Linked DNA regions of Mus musculus: region 1 is linked to region 2. Evidence: chromatin loops called from intact Hi-C (ENCODE). Cell type or tissue: heart. All regions are shown on one strand.

Region 1 (8,000 bases), 170 kb before region 2:
GACCAGGCTGTCAATCAGACTCTGTATCCTTGATCCGACAGAAGAAAGACCAGGCTGTCAGCTTAGGCTGGTAGAGACAACAGAGCAGAGACTGGCGGGTTCCATGGGATGGAGGCAAAGTCTGAAGATTAACATTGCCAAGACCCCTAAACTGTGGGACTCAGACCTTGGTTTTGTTTGCTATTCCTGAAGCTGGAAGCTTTGCAGAGCTGAGAAAAACCTTAACTGCCAATCACATGCCATCCCTTTAACTTAATATCTGGGCTGGCATAGTAGCAAGCACCTGTAGTCCTAGGACTAGGATGGTACAGGCAGGAGGATGGTGAGTTCAAGGCCAGCCCCAGCCTCATAACCAGCGTGAAGCCGACATGAGCTGACCCTGACTCAAAACAAACAAACAAACAAACCTCCTAGTTAAGTGCTTTATAGTAAACCCCAGGAGAAAACTGAGTGTCTTTGCTGCAAAGCTGCCCAACCTAGCCAGCAGTGCTCATGGTGTAGTGCCACCTGTAGCCTCTCAGAGGCAGCAAAGGCCTGAGAAGGCAGAGAAGGAGCTTCAGCAGGCAGCAAGCCTTTGGACATCTCTAGAGGACACAGCTCAGCTGCAGTCAGCAATGAATCGGGGTCTTTGAATAGTTTGGGTGCAATGCTGGAGCGGAGACGAGTTAGATACAAGTAAGGGATCCATCAGGGTCAGTCTGGGAAATACCTTTAAAAGATGACACCTCCTAGGACGGCTCTGCCTTTGTCATGATCTGTGTGGGAGCCACCAGCCCCACTTGTGGAAGTTAGCTTATCTGAATTAGATAGATGCACACTGAAGGTAAAACACACCAGACTTTACTCACTATACAAAATGAGTGTTAAAATGTCTCCATTCATGTTTTCAGGTGATTACAATGTCCAAAGGATGGATTGGACACAAAGAATTCAACTAAATTTTGTTTTTCTTTTCAACTTTTTAAAAGTGGGGATACAAGGGAATTATTTTAAAATGTGGGTTTCCTTACATTTCTGTTGCACAAGACTGGTTCTAAAAATAGTCCAGTTTTGTATCCAGACTGTGTTTCCCGAGTTAAAAACTGTTTCTGAGGGGCTGGAAAGAAGGCTTAACGTGAGAGCACTTGCTGCTCTTGCAGAAGACTTGGGTTTGAGTCTCAGGATCCATATTGTGGCTCACAGCCATCTGTAACTCCAGTTTCCTGGAACCGACAGCCCCGCTCCGACCTCCTATGACACCAGGCATACTGTAGAGAAAACACTTATACACAAAAAGTAAAATAAATCTATTTTCTTATTATTTCTGAGGGGCTGGAGAGGTTGCTCAATAGTTACATAACGCTGGCTGCCCAGTCTGGAGAATCCACATTAGGAACCCTCCCACATTCAGTGGCTCACACCTGCCTATAATTCTAGCTCTCGGGTATCTAACATCCTCTTCTGGCCTCCAGAGGTTCACACAGACGTCCACACAGACACACAGACAGCCTCGTGCACACACACTAATAAAAAACAGTTTTTTTAAATTACTAATAAAAAAACTTTCTATGAGATATTATTTTAGTTGGTGTCTTATTTAGAATGGAAATGCATTTTGAAATCATAGTATCAGCTTGGTTATTCTGGTCTAACATTCAATCTCTGAGATATGTAGTAGTTGATTAAAAAAGAAAAAAAAAAACTGCTTGTTTTCCTTGGCCTTCCAAAGAATTTCTCTCTCGAAGAGTGTTAACACAGGCTTGAGTCCTCCAGTTTCTTGGAAGTCTATGGAACAAGAGGGTAACCAATCATGATCACAGCCTTTTTGTGAATAAGAATGTTCTAATACATGGTTTTGGCCAGCACCTTGTTCATGTAAGACAGTTAACTCCGAAAATGAGAGCTTTGAATACCCCCAATGGATTTCGGAAGATTATACTGACCATAAGATTAGGATACTTCCACGATCATCTTTATTGTCAATCATTTCTCCAGTTTTGAAATATTTCCTATACTTATTTATTTGCAGGTGTATATGTTTATGTGAATGTATCTCACACGTTTGCAAATGCATGGAGACCAGAAGGGGACTCTGGATTCCCTGGAGCTGGGGTTACAGATGGTGCGGAGAACTGAACTCATGTCCTCCAGAAGGGCAGCAAGCACTCTTTACCACTGAGCCATCGCTTCAGCCCCTTTACTTTCAATCTTTCTCGGGATGGAAGGCATTGCAGGGAGGAACCGCTGGCTCGAACTTACCTGTACGTTATAATCCCCTTCACAGTGCCCCTCAGCCCACACTGGTGCAGTTAAGCCTTTGCCAAGGAGACTCAAACATTTGTCATACAAAACCATATCTGATGATCAGTGAGATGCCGTGTAGTCAAACTGCCTGCCTTCCAATCACGGCCTCCATGAGGCTTAAATAAAAGTGAATGAAAACCACTTAAAAGAAGGCAGGCACGAGCGAATTCTATAACTGCTACTAACTAACAAGTTTTGTTGTTGTTGTTTTGTTTGTTTTTGAGACGGGGTCTCCCTTTGTGCCTCTAACTGGCCTGGAACTCACTATGTAGACCACCATGCGAGAAAGCTAACAGCTTTCAAAATATCCCTTCCACACAAACCCACTTCACAAGTATTCTTTTGTTTGTTTTGGTTTGGGGGTTTGTTTTTTTAGGCACTGTAGCCTAGGCTGGCCTCCAACTAACCACCAACAGCTGTTCTCCTGTTTCTGCCGCCTGAGTCCCGGCATCACAACTATCACACCCAATTCTTTGACGTCTACGTAGCTACCTTCTCACAAGAAGGAAAAAACACAGCAGAGAGGAATGCACATCTGCCCCTTGAAGTTATCTTCTTTCTTGTGTCTCTGTCTTCAGAATCTTACTATACAGAGACTAGGAGCCATGTCTTGTTCCTGTCTAGCCCTGGTACCCACCTCCCAGCGAAGCTGACTGGCAGTCCGTTTGGGCACCATCCCTGAGAGACTAGCTGTCACTTACAGGAGGACACGGAGAGACCCACTCATCACACCCCGCCCCCACACCCGCTGACATGTCTCAATCTTTAATCCTGGAATCTTCCACCCGTGACGTGATTATCCCAGGTCTGCGCACGGCGCATGCGGACGACTGCGTCGTGCGTCCGCCAGGGGGTGGCAGTGTGCGCCCTGCGTCAGAGCGCATGCCCCGCTCCGTGACCGTGACCGTGGCCGTGACTGAGGGCTGCGCGGAGGCAGCGGAGCAGCGGGAGCAATGGGGGAGGAGGCGACGGCGGTGGCAGCGGCTGGGGTGCGGCCCGAGCTGGTGCGGGAGGCGGAGGTCAGCCTGCTGGAGTGCAAGGTGTGCTTCGAGAGGTTCGGCCACTGGCAGCAGCGGCGCCCGCGCAACCTGCCCTGCGGCCACGTGGTCTGCTTGGCCTGTGTCGCCGCTCTCGCGCACCCGCGGACGCTGGGCCTCGAGTGTCCCTTCTGCCGGCGGGCCTGCCGAGCCTGTGACACCAGCGATTGCCTGCCGGTGCTGCACCTCCTGGAGCTCCTGGGCTCCACCCTCCACGCGTCCCCGGCTGCCCTCAGCGCCGCCCCCTTCGCGCCGGGGACTCTCACCTGCTACCACGCCTTCGGCGGGTGGGGGACCCTAGTGAACCCCACAGGGCTTGCACTGTGCCCCAAGACCGGACGGGTAGTGGTCGTGCACGACGGGAAGAGACGGGTCAAGATCTTTGACTCCGGAGGAGGAGGTGCACACCAGTTTGGAGAAAAGGGGGACGCAGCGCACGACGTGAAGTACCCACTGGATGTCGCCGTCACCAACGACTGCCATGTGGTTGTCACCGACGCTGGCGACTGCTCCCTCAAAGTGTTTGATTTCTTTGGCCAGATCAAGCTGGTTGTGGGAAAGCAGTTTTCCCTGCCTTGGGGTGTGGAGATCACCCCTCACAATGGGGTCCTGGTGACTGATGCAGAGGCAGGGACTTTGCACCTGCTGGAAGCGGATTTCCCTGAAGGGGTCCTTCGGAGGATTGAGAGGTTGCAAGCTCACCTATGCAGTCCCCGTGGGTTGGCAGTGTCATGGCTCACGGGGGCCATCGCGGTCCTAGAGCATCCTTGTGCCTTTGGGAGGACTGGCTGTAACAACACAAGGGTGAAGGTGTTCAACTCCACTATGCAGCTGATTGGCCAGGTGGATAGCTTCGGGCTGAACCTCCTCTTCCCCTCCAAAGTAACTGCCTCTGCTGTGACCTTCGATCACCAAGGAAACGTGATTGTTGCTGACACCTCTGGTCCAGCCATCGTCTGCTTGGGGAAACCCGAAGAATTCCCAGCCCTGAAGCCTATAATCACTCACGGCCTCTCCCGTCCTGTGGCACTGGCCTTCACCAAGGAGAATTCTCTTCTTGTGCTGGATACTGCATCCCATTCTATAAAAGTCTTTAAAGTGATGGAGGGCAACGGAGGGTGATGGGGATCCTGAAGCCAGGAGTCAGAAATCTTGGTGTCATTGGGAGTGAATTGGTCTCACCCATCCATCCAGACAGAAGTAATGGTAACTGAATGGCAAAAGCAGTTACTAAGGCAGTTTTAAAAGACTAATAATTAAATTTGTCATTCGGTGAATGCCTGTTCCCGTGTTAAGAAATTTGCAGATCTTAGCCTGTTTGCTTCTTAACACACAGCGATGTTAATTCCTATTATCCGTCCACTTGGGAGATGAGAAGACAGACCCAGAGCATTCAGTATGGTTTCTTTAGAGTTGTATTCACTGGGACAGTTGAATTCAGTTCTGGCTCCAAACCACTTGCTCTTAGATATGATGTTAGATGTCGTCAACAACAACAAAAACTGTGAGCTGTGTCTTATGTATGTATGTTCTCCTTACAAGTGGGTAACTGGTAAAGTGCACAAAGACAAGAAAGGGGTCTTCATGGGGATTTTAGGAGAAAAGGGAAGTTGTCCATCACCTTCAGCTGTGAGCTCCCCCAAAGGTAGAGTAGATAGCTTATTACCAGTTCCAAGATTTGAACAAGAAACAAAGTTGAGCTCTTTCCTTATAAGGCAAAGGCTGCCAGGATGATAGTGTGTGCCAGAACTCCAAATCCTGAGAAGTGGAGGCAGGAAGTTCAATGCAATCTGCAGCTTAGCTACCTAGTAATTTTGAGGCTAAGCTGGACTAGTGTGTTCTCTCTCTCTCCCTCTCTTTCTCTCCCTCTCTCCCCCTCTTTCTTCTTCCTCTATGGGCACTGGGAACTATCCCGCAGTGATAATTTGAGAAAAATCTGCAGAGCCACTGCCTGCTAGCGTCATGGGCATATGAGACTCGTGTTAATTAGATCTTGCCCCAGCACATTGATGGCAGAAGTGATTTTGTTTGGTGTGGTAAATCTCTGACGCCTGAAGCACTTTGTGATGGAGGCTTTTCTCTGTGTAATTTGAAATGTGATTCAAACACTGTACTTAATAAACAGTCTTCGTCCTTTTAGAGTGCTGGAAACGTGTCTTGAATGGAAGCACAGCCTTGACAATGTAAGGGCTCCTCAGTGCTGTAATTGAGGGGAGGAGTGGAGAATATTTGGGGTGAAATGCTGATCCTCTCTATTTTTTTTTAAGCAAGCACAAAAATCTTTGAGTTCAGGGATGTTGGAATTATACCAAATAACTTACACCTCTGGGGCAGCATGAAAATGTTTTCTGGGGATGCTTTTGAGAGGTGAGAGTTTGCTTTAGATAAGAACTAATGTTGTGTCAACAAAATGATATCCTTTTATACAAAGAGGCTGTTTGGGGACAAGGTCTTGTACATCTTGGACCGACCTTGAACATGCTCTGAAGCTAAGCCTGACCTTCACTTCTGATCCTCCTGCATCCATCTCCCAAGTGCAGAATTAAAGTCAAGTACCACAACACCAAGGGTTCTGTGGTGCTGGAGGTAGGTAGAACCCAGGGCGTCATACATGCTAAGTAAGTGTTCTACCAACTGAGTTACAGCTAGCTCTACAAAGATTTATTTTATTTTTTATTTATTTATTTATTTATAGACAGGGTTTCTCTGTGTAGCCCTGGCTGTCCTGGACTCACTTGTAGACCAGGCTGCCCTTGAAAATTCAAGAGATCCGCCTGCCTTCTGCCTCTCCTGCCTCCTCTGCCTCCTGCTTCCTCTGCCTTCTGCCTCTGTAGCACTGAGATTGAAGGCACACACCACACTCAGCCCCTATGGTTTTAATAGAGACACTCACTGAAGTATGACTGAAAGTGTCTTCCAAAGGATACGAATGCTGACATCAGGAGCCCAAGGTGAAGGCCTAGCTGCCATGCCATCCCATTAAAGCCTGTGTTTCTTTTTAAATTATTACATACATTTATTATTTATTGTATGTATGTTCACACATGTGCCTGTGTGCATGTACACATGCCATCATGTGTCGAGGTCAGAGGACAGCTTGAGTGACACGCCTGTTCTCGTCTGCTACCATCTGGGTCTAGGGTACTTAACTCACATCATCAGGCTCTGTGGCAAGCATCTTCACTCCCGAAACATCTCCTCCCCTGCCCACACTGTTGCTTTAACTGATTCCATCCCAGAACATCAATAGTAACATTTTGGGCACTGCTCAACACCACTGGTCCTCTAACAGGAAGCCCAGTGGTTGAATTCTTCTCCCTCATCCCGATGCCCTCGGCTGGGCATTGTAGCACACACCTAAATCCTAGCACTATGAGACCAACCTACATAGTTAGAGCCTGCCTCAAAAAAAAAAAAAAAAAGTCAGATAAATTATCACCATAGACCAGTAACTTTACAGCTATTTTAAATATGTAACAGCAAAACTTAGATAGCAACTGTGGATTGATCTTACAGTGTTTTATTTCAGAACCATTACATTTGGATAATGTTAGTGTCTGTTGACCCAATTCAAAGATTTGAGGGGGGCAGGGCCTGCACGCTTGCGCGAAGGACTGGGCAGCGGTTGCCGCGCCCCTCCCCCGCGCGGCACTCAGTGCCAGGCGGGAGGCGGCAGCGGATGGATGGAGGCTTCTCGGGGCTTTGCAGCAGGGACTTCGGTGGCGCCTCAGGCACCCGGGCTCTGACACGATGCGGCGAGTGGTGCGGCAGAGCAAGTTCCGGCATGTCTTTGGACAGGCGGTGAAGAATGATCAGTGCTATGATGACATCCGCGTCTCCCGAGTCACCTGGGACAGTTCCTTTTGCGCCATCAACCCCAGATTCGTGGCCATCATCATAGAAGCAAGTAGGGGAGGGGCCTTCCTGATGCTCCCTCTGCACAAGACGGGACAAATTGACAAATCCTACCCTACAGTGTGTGGCCACACAGGACCAGTGCTGGACATAGACTGGTGTCCACATAACGATCAGGTTATCGCCAGCGGCTCAGAGGCCTGCATTGTTATGGTTTGGCAGATCCCAGAAAATGGACTGACCCTTTCCCTGACTGAGCCTGTGGTGATTCTAGAAGGCCACTCAAAAAGAGTTGGCATCGTGGCCTGGCACCCGACGGCCCACATTGTGCTTCTCAGTGCAGGCTGTGATAATGTCATTATCATCTGGAACGTGGGGACAGGGGAAGCCCTCATCAACTTGGATGATATGCATTCAGACATGATTTACAACGAGAGCTGGAGCTGTAACGGTAGTCTCATCTGCACAGCATCCAAAGACAAGAAAATGAGAGTCATTGACCCCAGGAAACAGGAGATGGCGGTGGAGAAGGAGAAAGCACACGAAGGAGCCAGGCCTATGCGTGCCATCTTCCTGGCGGACGGCAACGTATTCACTACTGGCTTTAGCCGCATGAGCGAGCGGCAGTTGACGCTCTGGAACCCAAAAAAACATGCAGAAACCAATGCTCTCCATGAAATGGACACTAGCAATGGAGTGCTGCTCTCCTTCTACGACCCAGACACCAGCATCATCTACTTATGTGGGAAGGGTGACAGCAGTGTCCGCGGATGAATTCCCATATGTCCACTACCTCCACACATTCAGCGGCAAGGAGCCTCAGTG
Region 2 (8,000 bases):
TAAATCCTTCCTCACCCCAACTTTTTCATGTTTCCTTTTTCTGACCCAGAAACAGTTTGACATAGCTGTGTTCAGAGGGGCAGATAACTGTCACCACAGTATAAAATACAGTCCACATACCACATTCCTTCCCGGCATGGTGTTGAGCCTTTTGCATGTGTGTATGTGGGGGCAGATAGAATGACCAGAAGGTAGAGTCAGATAGGAAATACTGTTGTCCACATTTCACAGAGAAGAAAAATAGAGGTTTGGGAAGGTCCTGCTACCTTTTATAGGTAAAAGCAATGACCAATGTGAATGGAAACAAAAACAGGGATACATTCTATGGATGACGTAAAAACAGGGATACATTCTATCGATGACATAAAAACAGGGATACATTCTGTCGATGACGTAAAAACAGGGATACATTCTATCGATGACATAAAAACAGGGATACATTCTATCGATGACATAAAAACAGGGATACATTCTATCGATGACGTATGGATTCGACTCCTGTCCTGGACATGTCTCGTCTCCCTGAGCCCTAGAGTGGTTCTGTTAAGAAGCCGTGGTGTGGGACTGAGCTGGGAGTGTTAGTACCTGAATCTTCTCTCCAGACAGATGCTGTCCAAACTCCTGAGCCCAGGTGCTCGGCTGAGCACTATTTACACATTTCCCCAAGACCACCACAGCCAGGAGCTCTCGAAGGGACAGAAGCTTGAGCCGGCTACCTTACTGGAGAGAATCATTGTCAAATGCTGTCAGAGCTGAGGGACGCTTCTTTGTCAGCAGCCATTCGTGTGGAGACAGGCTCCCCAGTCGATCTTGCTTTCTTTGCTCCTTGGCTCTCTTCCCTGTGAGTCAGCCACTTCATCTAGAAATAACAACAACAGAAACGGCCAGCTCATGCCAGCCCTAGCAGTGTCCCTGGGTTGGAAATGTTGTCTGGGTAAGACACTCCCTACCATGGTACAAGTAACACTTCCCTGAACGGCCATTCTGATAGCACTTGGATGCCACAGTGGAAAGTGGCCTGAGGCTTGCTTTCACTTCGTGGCCCAGTTTCTCAAGTTCTCTTTACCAGGTCCCTTCACAGTAAACTTCTGAAGTTGATTGAAAAATTAAAATTTGCACCTCCAGGTGTAGGCTTAACGTCTTTGTTCCTTTATCTGAACTAGAGTTTGGTTTCATTCAACTTAAATATGGCCTGAAGTCTCTGGATGTGAGAAATTTTGTGAGCTGCACTCCCCACGCCAAAGGCCTTTGAGGAAGGAATTTGCTTAAACCTCATTCAAATAAGGCCTTCTTCTCCCTTTGAGGTATGCAAGCGAGACCTGTCCATTCTTGTACTATCCAGGTGCTCAGATTTGGATCTGAGCCCCTGCCAAGTTCAGAGTCATCAAAATTACTGTGGCTGTCAGCCCTGTGTAGAGGAGAAAGCACCTTCATAAAGAAGCAGGGCTAGGAGTTGCAGCTCACAAATGCACAGCCAAGCTCCTGCCAGCCCAACTCTAGAGGGAAAAGAGATGAAGAAAAGAAGGGGCTTAAGAGATCAATTTGATCTCGGGTTGGGTTTGTATTGGTTAGCTTCCGTAGCTATAGGGAACCTGAGATCAAACCTTACATAGAGAGAAAAGCTTTGGAGGCCTCAGTTCATGGCTGATTGGCCCCATTGCTTTGGTACTGAGATAAAAGACAGGGTATAATGACTGGCTGCAAGGTAGATTAAAACCTTTAACCTCAAGGTCAAGAAGTAAAGAAGGGAAAACTGGGGTTCTAAGTCTTCTTCATGCGTACCCCCAATAATCCAAGGATTTCTCTACACACTTAGGTTCTTACCATCTAAAAACTCCACTATTTCCCACTAGTACTACCCTGGACAGCAATCTTTAACTTGTGGGACTTTGGAGACATTAAAGACCTAAGCTATAACATCGTTCCAATCTTAGATCCTATACTCTCCCACGTAGAAGTATATTCTGTTCGTGGAAGTCTATACTGTGCCGCACCCTGCTGAAGAGTTCTATCCACTCTGCTGTGTCCATGGTGGTGCTTTTTTTAAATGTGGATTATAAACAACTTGGACCATACCCTCTTTCTTCATTATCCTACTTCCTAGGCCCCGGTCCATCCTGTCTGTTCCGTAGGTAGATGTTGGACACAGGACTTAGTTGTCTTTTCCCTTGTTCCAAGTTGACTCCTTTTAGTGCATTGCTGTCAAGACCCTGAATTGTAAAGACCTAGCATGGTGGCTGGGAGGCCGTTACTGCTGTTCCCAAGGGGTCAGGTGACGCCCACGTAGGGAGACCTGGCGGTGTTGGTTTTTCAAAGATCCGTATCATCCGTGACTCAGTGTTGGGTGACTCAGCTTGCAGAGGTCCCACACAGGAGCTCCTGTTACTGCTCTGACGTCGTGTTGCATGTCTCACTGGGCATGCCCGGGTTTTATAACTTGTCTACATGGTCATCAGAGATGCGATTATAAACCCTGAAGGAAAAGGGCGTCTTGGCCATGCTTATTAACAGTGAGGTCAGATGCGGCATGCCCTGTGGGTTCACTGCAGCGGGTGTGTGAAGCTCAGGGCGGTCTCCAAAGATGCCTCCCTGACACGGGTTCTGCCAGGAAGCCACGGGCCTCTTGGGTTGGGCAGTCTTGTAGCTTTGCTCTGTCTGTCTGGGTTGAGAACAAATACCCATAGATCCTCCTGTTTCCCACAGGACTTCTGAACCTCCCTGTAGGCCTTTGCCTAGACAAACAGCACTCCATTCTGCTTGCGTGTAAACTGTAAACTGTAATTGGGAAGCATTCAGGGTGGGAATATTGCATCTTTTATGAGATCTGCCCAGGCAGTGTTTGAATTCCCTAGTTCCCACCATGCAGCATAAACAGCTGCCTTTTGTGTGTGTGTGTGTGTGTGTGTGTGTGTGTGTGTGTGTGTGTGTGTGTGTGTGAGCCAGGGTTCAGAAGCAGCGGCTAAGTCATTCTTTCCTAGGCTGAGAAAGGTTTTTTTAAAAATACGGACATGAACACGACAGAAGGTTTTTTTTAATGAAAAACCCTCGCAGCTGGGAATGGAACTCAGTGGTTGAACACTTACCTAGCATGTAGGACCCTACGTTTAGCCCCCAGTACTACAGAGGGGGAAAGAAAGACCTTCATTCATCTGGGTCAACCATGGGTCTTTGTGTGGGTCTTTGGGATGTCCAGTGTTCTAAGACAGAGCAAAGAAGCGAAGCCATCCCTGCGCTGCCTGCAGAGACTGTTGTTGATGAGGGCAGAGTCTGCTCCACGGATACATGGTACACTGTGAAGATTTGGTTAACCGTTGGGATCTTGACTACGTTCACAGCTATTCTTCCTGTAATAGTGATTCCCTGATGGTGACTGAACAAAAGAATTGGTTGAGCATAACTGCAGCCCAGGGCTCATGCATTCACACAGCGTCAGGGTGGGGAAATAATGAGAAGTCCATAGAATTGGTCCCATTGGCTTTTTTACTGCTGCTGTTCATTATAGCGTGTTCTTTCCCACTGCAACGTTCTATCCTAATGTTGCAAACGATTGGGGACTAGTTTGCCTATCCTGGATCCTAGCATGCTCCCTCTCTCTCTCTAATGTGAGAAACACTCCCTCCTTACATTTATCAGTGAGACCACAAAGAAAGCTATGAAAAAAAAAAAAAACAGGCAACAATGATTCCTTTCTGAGGACTGCTGTCCACTGTCTCATCCTTTTTACTGTCATCTTTAAAACTAGGAAGCTGTACAGAGCTCTGGCAAGACAGAAGGAACGGTGACTAGCTGGTGACTTCCTTTTTTGCACCAAACTAATGACAAGATGATACTCATTGTAGATAATGACTAAAAACCATCTCAGGCTCTTCGCTAGCTAGGCACAGTGGCTGGTGCCTCTGTGACCAGCCTGATATCCTGGTCATCAGTCAAGTGAAAGAGCGCTCAGCATTTGCCACTTTAAGACATGAGGCCTTCCCAGAGCCCCTCCACCAGGGAGAGGCAGGACTCACAACTAAACGAAAATGTGAGCAAACTCCCGTGTGAAAACTGTGTGTGAAAACTGTGAGCAAAAACTGTAAAGGAAAGAGAAAGGATTTGAGTATTACAAGTTTTGCTTTTAGGGCTGGGCAGTGGTGGCACACGCCTTTAACCCCAGCACTCAGGAGGCAGAGGCAGGCAGGTGGATCTATGAGTTCGAGGCCAGCTTGCCACAACAGCCAGGGTTACCTGGCTTTAAAAAAAATATATATATATATATATATTTATGTTGTATATATATGTGAATTGGTTCTTTCTTCCCACCATGCCAGGGTTACCTGGCTAAAAAAAAAATATATATATATATATATATATATATATAATTACGTTGCATATATATGTGAATCGGTTCTTTCTTCCCACCATGTAGGTCACAGGGGACAAAGTGGGGTCATCAGATGGGAAGTGCTGTTACCTGCTGGGCTATTGCTGAACTTGCTCACTGCTGCCATCTAGCTATGCTCTTTAATATCTGAATATGAAATAACAAAACTGTTGCATGACAGAGTTGGGAAAAATACTTGGAACATGTGTGATAGGCCAACAGTTAATGTCTTTAGCATATATGATAACATGTATGATGGACCAACAGTTGATGTTTTTAGCATGCATTCAGGAAAGAAGCAAGGGAGGGGGGTGTACCAGCCAGCTTATAAAGTGACTCAGAACTCAGACAGCCTATTTACTTAACGTTAAGAGTAAGTGAGCTGGGGCTGGAGAGATGGCTCAGGAGTTAAGAGCACTGGCTGCTCTTCCAGAGGTCCTGAGTTCAAATCCCAACAAGCACATGGTGGCTCACAACCATCTGTAGTGGGATCCGATGCCCTCTTCTGGTGTGTCTGAAGACAGCTACATTGTACTCATATAAATAAATAAGTCTTTTAAAAATGGGGTCTTCTTCCTTCTTGACCTGGCCTAGTCAGGATAATGAGCAGCAGTGACGGGTGTCAGAGAGAAGGCCTCGTGTTTAATTTGGGGAATCCCTGCAATGGCGGTCAGCAGGAAAGTGTAGGAAACTGTAAATCCTGGGAAATGAAAGCGAACGGAGATGTCTGCAGGGTGGGGCTGGGATGCCTATATCAGAATCCTAAGATGGCCAGCTTGGTGTTCACATAGGGGCCGCTGAGATGGCTCAGTGAGTAAAGGTGCTTGCTGCCAAGTCTGGGAAACTGAGTCTGATCTCCTGCCCCACGGGGTAGAGGACGAGGGCTGACTCCTGAAAGTTTACCTACCTGCATGCATGCACATGCATACACATACATACTCACACACTCATATGTACACACACACACACACGATAGTTGAAAATATATATTAAATAAGAGGTTTTTAAAAAAAATGTTCACATAGATGAAGGAAATACTCATTATTTTTGTCTTAAAAAGAATAAGTTCTCTCTGGGATGTGAAGTTATAATAAAATGTATTCCGGTCTCTCAAGGAACCTAGCTGTAGATTTCTGAAAACACATAAGCTTCACAGTAATTCTTTCTATTTTACTGTTTTCCTAGTTGCATCTTAGTATCGTTACTTGCAGATGGAAGGGAGAAAAAAATTTTCTTTCCAGAAATACACGAAAACATTCGCTTTATGCATTTATGTGTATAAACACTTATAAACACACGCGCACACATTTGTTTGCTTTCCAAATTTCTCTCATATCCCACTTATGAATGAAACTTTATTAAATATGAAAAGCCACGGGGCTGATGGCATGGCTCAGCAGGTAAAGGTGATTGCTGCCAAGTCTGATGACCTGAGTTCAAGTCCCAAACCTCACAGAATGAAAAGGTGCGAGAATTGTCTCCTCCTCTGACTTCCACACATGCATCCACACATCCACACATCCACACATGCATCCACACATCCACACATGCATCCACACATCCACACATGCATCCACACAGCCACACATCCACACATGCATCCACACATGCATCCACACATCCACACATGCATCCACACATCCACACATGCACCCACACATCCACACATGCATCCACACAGCCACACATCCACACATGCATCCACACATCCACACATGCATCCACACAGCCACACATCCACACAATAGGTAAGTGTAAATGTGACAAGCTCGGGTTATATTCTGTCATCAAACACGAATGTGTGACGCATGCCTTATGCTCTGTAGAGCTGCAATGGGCCTTGACATCATAGTCTAATAGTTGAAGCCAGAATGAGAGATAAACAAGGAAACACACAAACGAAGCTCCAGATAGGCTCTGAGAGTTTAAGCTCACCATGGAGACCAAGAGCAAGAGCGGCTGATTGATCACCAGTGTCCGAGGCCTGAGCTCCTGACTGGCTATATTCACCAGCGACGAGGTCTTGGCAGATGACAGTCTTTCTGACCCCAGTCACCTGTCATCATATTTATAGGTCACCTGCCATACCTGTGTATCTAAAGTTAGAATAGAAATCTATAAAGTGTGACTACAGATAAAGACACCAACTGGATAGGGAAGCCATCTCTTCCTTCTTGGCATAAATACAGGCAGACTAGTTCCTGGCTTGAGAGCGGGACAAGGGCCATCCTGGGCCTCAGCACAAGCTCACTCCTGTGATACAAACTCACCCCTGTGATCACCACATTTCCCCATTCATGAAGATAGAACCCTTGTGACCTACCTAGTGTTTTCTTAAAGGGCCCTACCACCTCTTGATACTCCTGCTCCGGGGGTCCAGTTTCCAGCCAGTGAACGCTGGGGGACAAGTCCAAGCCCTCACACTTACATCAGCTACTTTGCTTGTTGTGTGACCAAATGCCTGACAGAAAGCCCCTAGTGGGGAAAAGCGTTTATTTGGCTTGCAGTTTAGGGGGCTACATCCATCATGGTGGGAAAGGCATGGTGACAGGACGTAGGGGGGCACTGGTCACATGATGTTAGAAGTCAGGAAGCAGAGAGAGGTGAGTGCTATGCAGAGCTTGCTTGCTTCTTTTTACTCTGCCCAGGAGATGCTGCTACCTGGTACACTCGAGGTGAGTCCTTCCCTCCTCAGTTACATTTTTCTGGAAATACCCTCACAGGCACACCCTGAGGTGGGTTTCCATGGTGAGTCTAAAGCCAATCAAGTTGATGAATGCAAACCAACCCAGTATTCTTGGTTTTGTTCCCCAAGTCTGCAGAATTGAAGTTGTGGATTATGGTCCAGTAGCTAGAAGTCCTGTCCCACCTGTCCCTGCTCCTTCCTAGGGAGTGTTTGACCAGTGTGGAAGAGCAAACGGGATTGCTATGGTCATCTGCTTGGGCTGATACAGCGTTAGAGTGGGCTTGAGTCTGGACCACGGGCAGTTCTACCAAGCCTGAGCACAGCTGAGCTTACTCTGCATCCTGCCTAGGCCAAGGCTTGACTCAAGACTAAGGCCTGGCCTGTCTTTTGAATCGGAGCCCAGAGTGCTTAGAGAGTAAGGAAGGCCCCTTCAAAACAGGAGAAAATACTGATATTCTTATGGGGGGAGATCAAGAGCCTTGTAGCAGACTGCGACTTAAGAGCGGTATTTCAAGTATGTGTGTCAGAGACAGTGACGCGGACAAGCCATGCTGTTGGTGGCTGTGTGCACACACACCTCACAACGCACTGTGTGTTTAGACAAGGCTGTTAAAATTCTGTTTGCTTTTAAAATCTGTGGGTGCTACCAACGTGTCAGGAGGAAGCGCTGTACTGGATGGTAGGTGTTAGAAAGGGAGAGGAAAGGCGATGTAAATTTGGATTTTTTTTTTTTTCGATTCATTTTGCAAACTTTAACCCGCCCCCTTCTCTCTGTGTGGGTGACTCGTGCATTATAATGTCTAAGTCTTTACATAGTTACTGTGGCATGGCTTTCCCCTCTTCAATAATGTTTCTTGTTACAATTGTTGACACGTGTAAGTACTTTATTTTTTATTTTTAAAGTATATGCTTTTTCATTCTGGAACGCTTACATTTAAGGCATACAATCTC

What was found. Peaks named below come from ENCODE experiments on the same cell type or tissue, not always from the same donor. Only the 100,000 strongest peaks of a DNase experiment are listed, where the experiment ranks them.
Region 1: a loop joins it to region 2, with 8 times the contacts of the local background. A loop is called at or near these places in 32 of 42 quality-filtered maps.

The regions. Positions count from the first base shown.
Region 1 is chr13:47,010,016-47,018,015 of GRCm38, reverse strand. It overlaps Nhlrc1 (NHL repeat containing 1), which reads left to right and starts at 3,166. Exons shown (of 1, transcript NM_175340.4): 1 at 3,166-5,459. The coding sequence starts at 3,237. The coding sequence ends at 4,442. It also overlaps the pseudogene Gm5790. In heart, a CTCF peak has its summit at 512; DNase peaks (open chromatin) are centred at 3,135 and 4,065; H3K4me3 peaks cover 1,837 bases; H3K27ac peaks cover 917 bases.
Region 2 is chr13:46,835,239-46,843,238 of GRCm38, reverse strand. The region is part of intron 4 of Kif13a (kinesin family member 13A); the gene reads left to right. Among named protein-coding and RNA genes, the nearest start is that of Gm22960, 63 kb to the left of the region's middle. In heart, a CTCF peak has its summit at 4,511; a DNase peak (open chromatin) is centred at 878.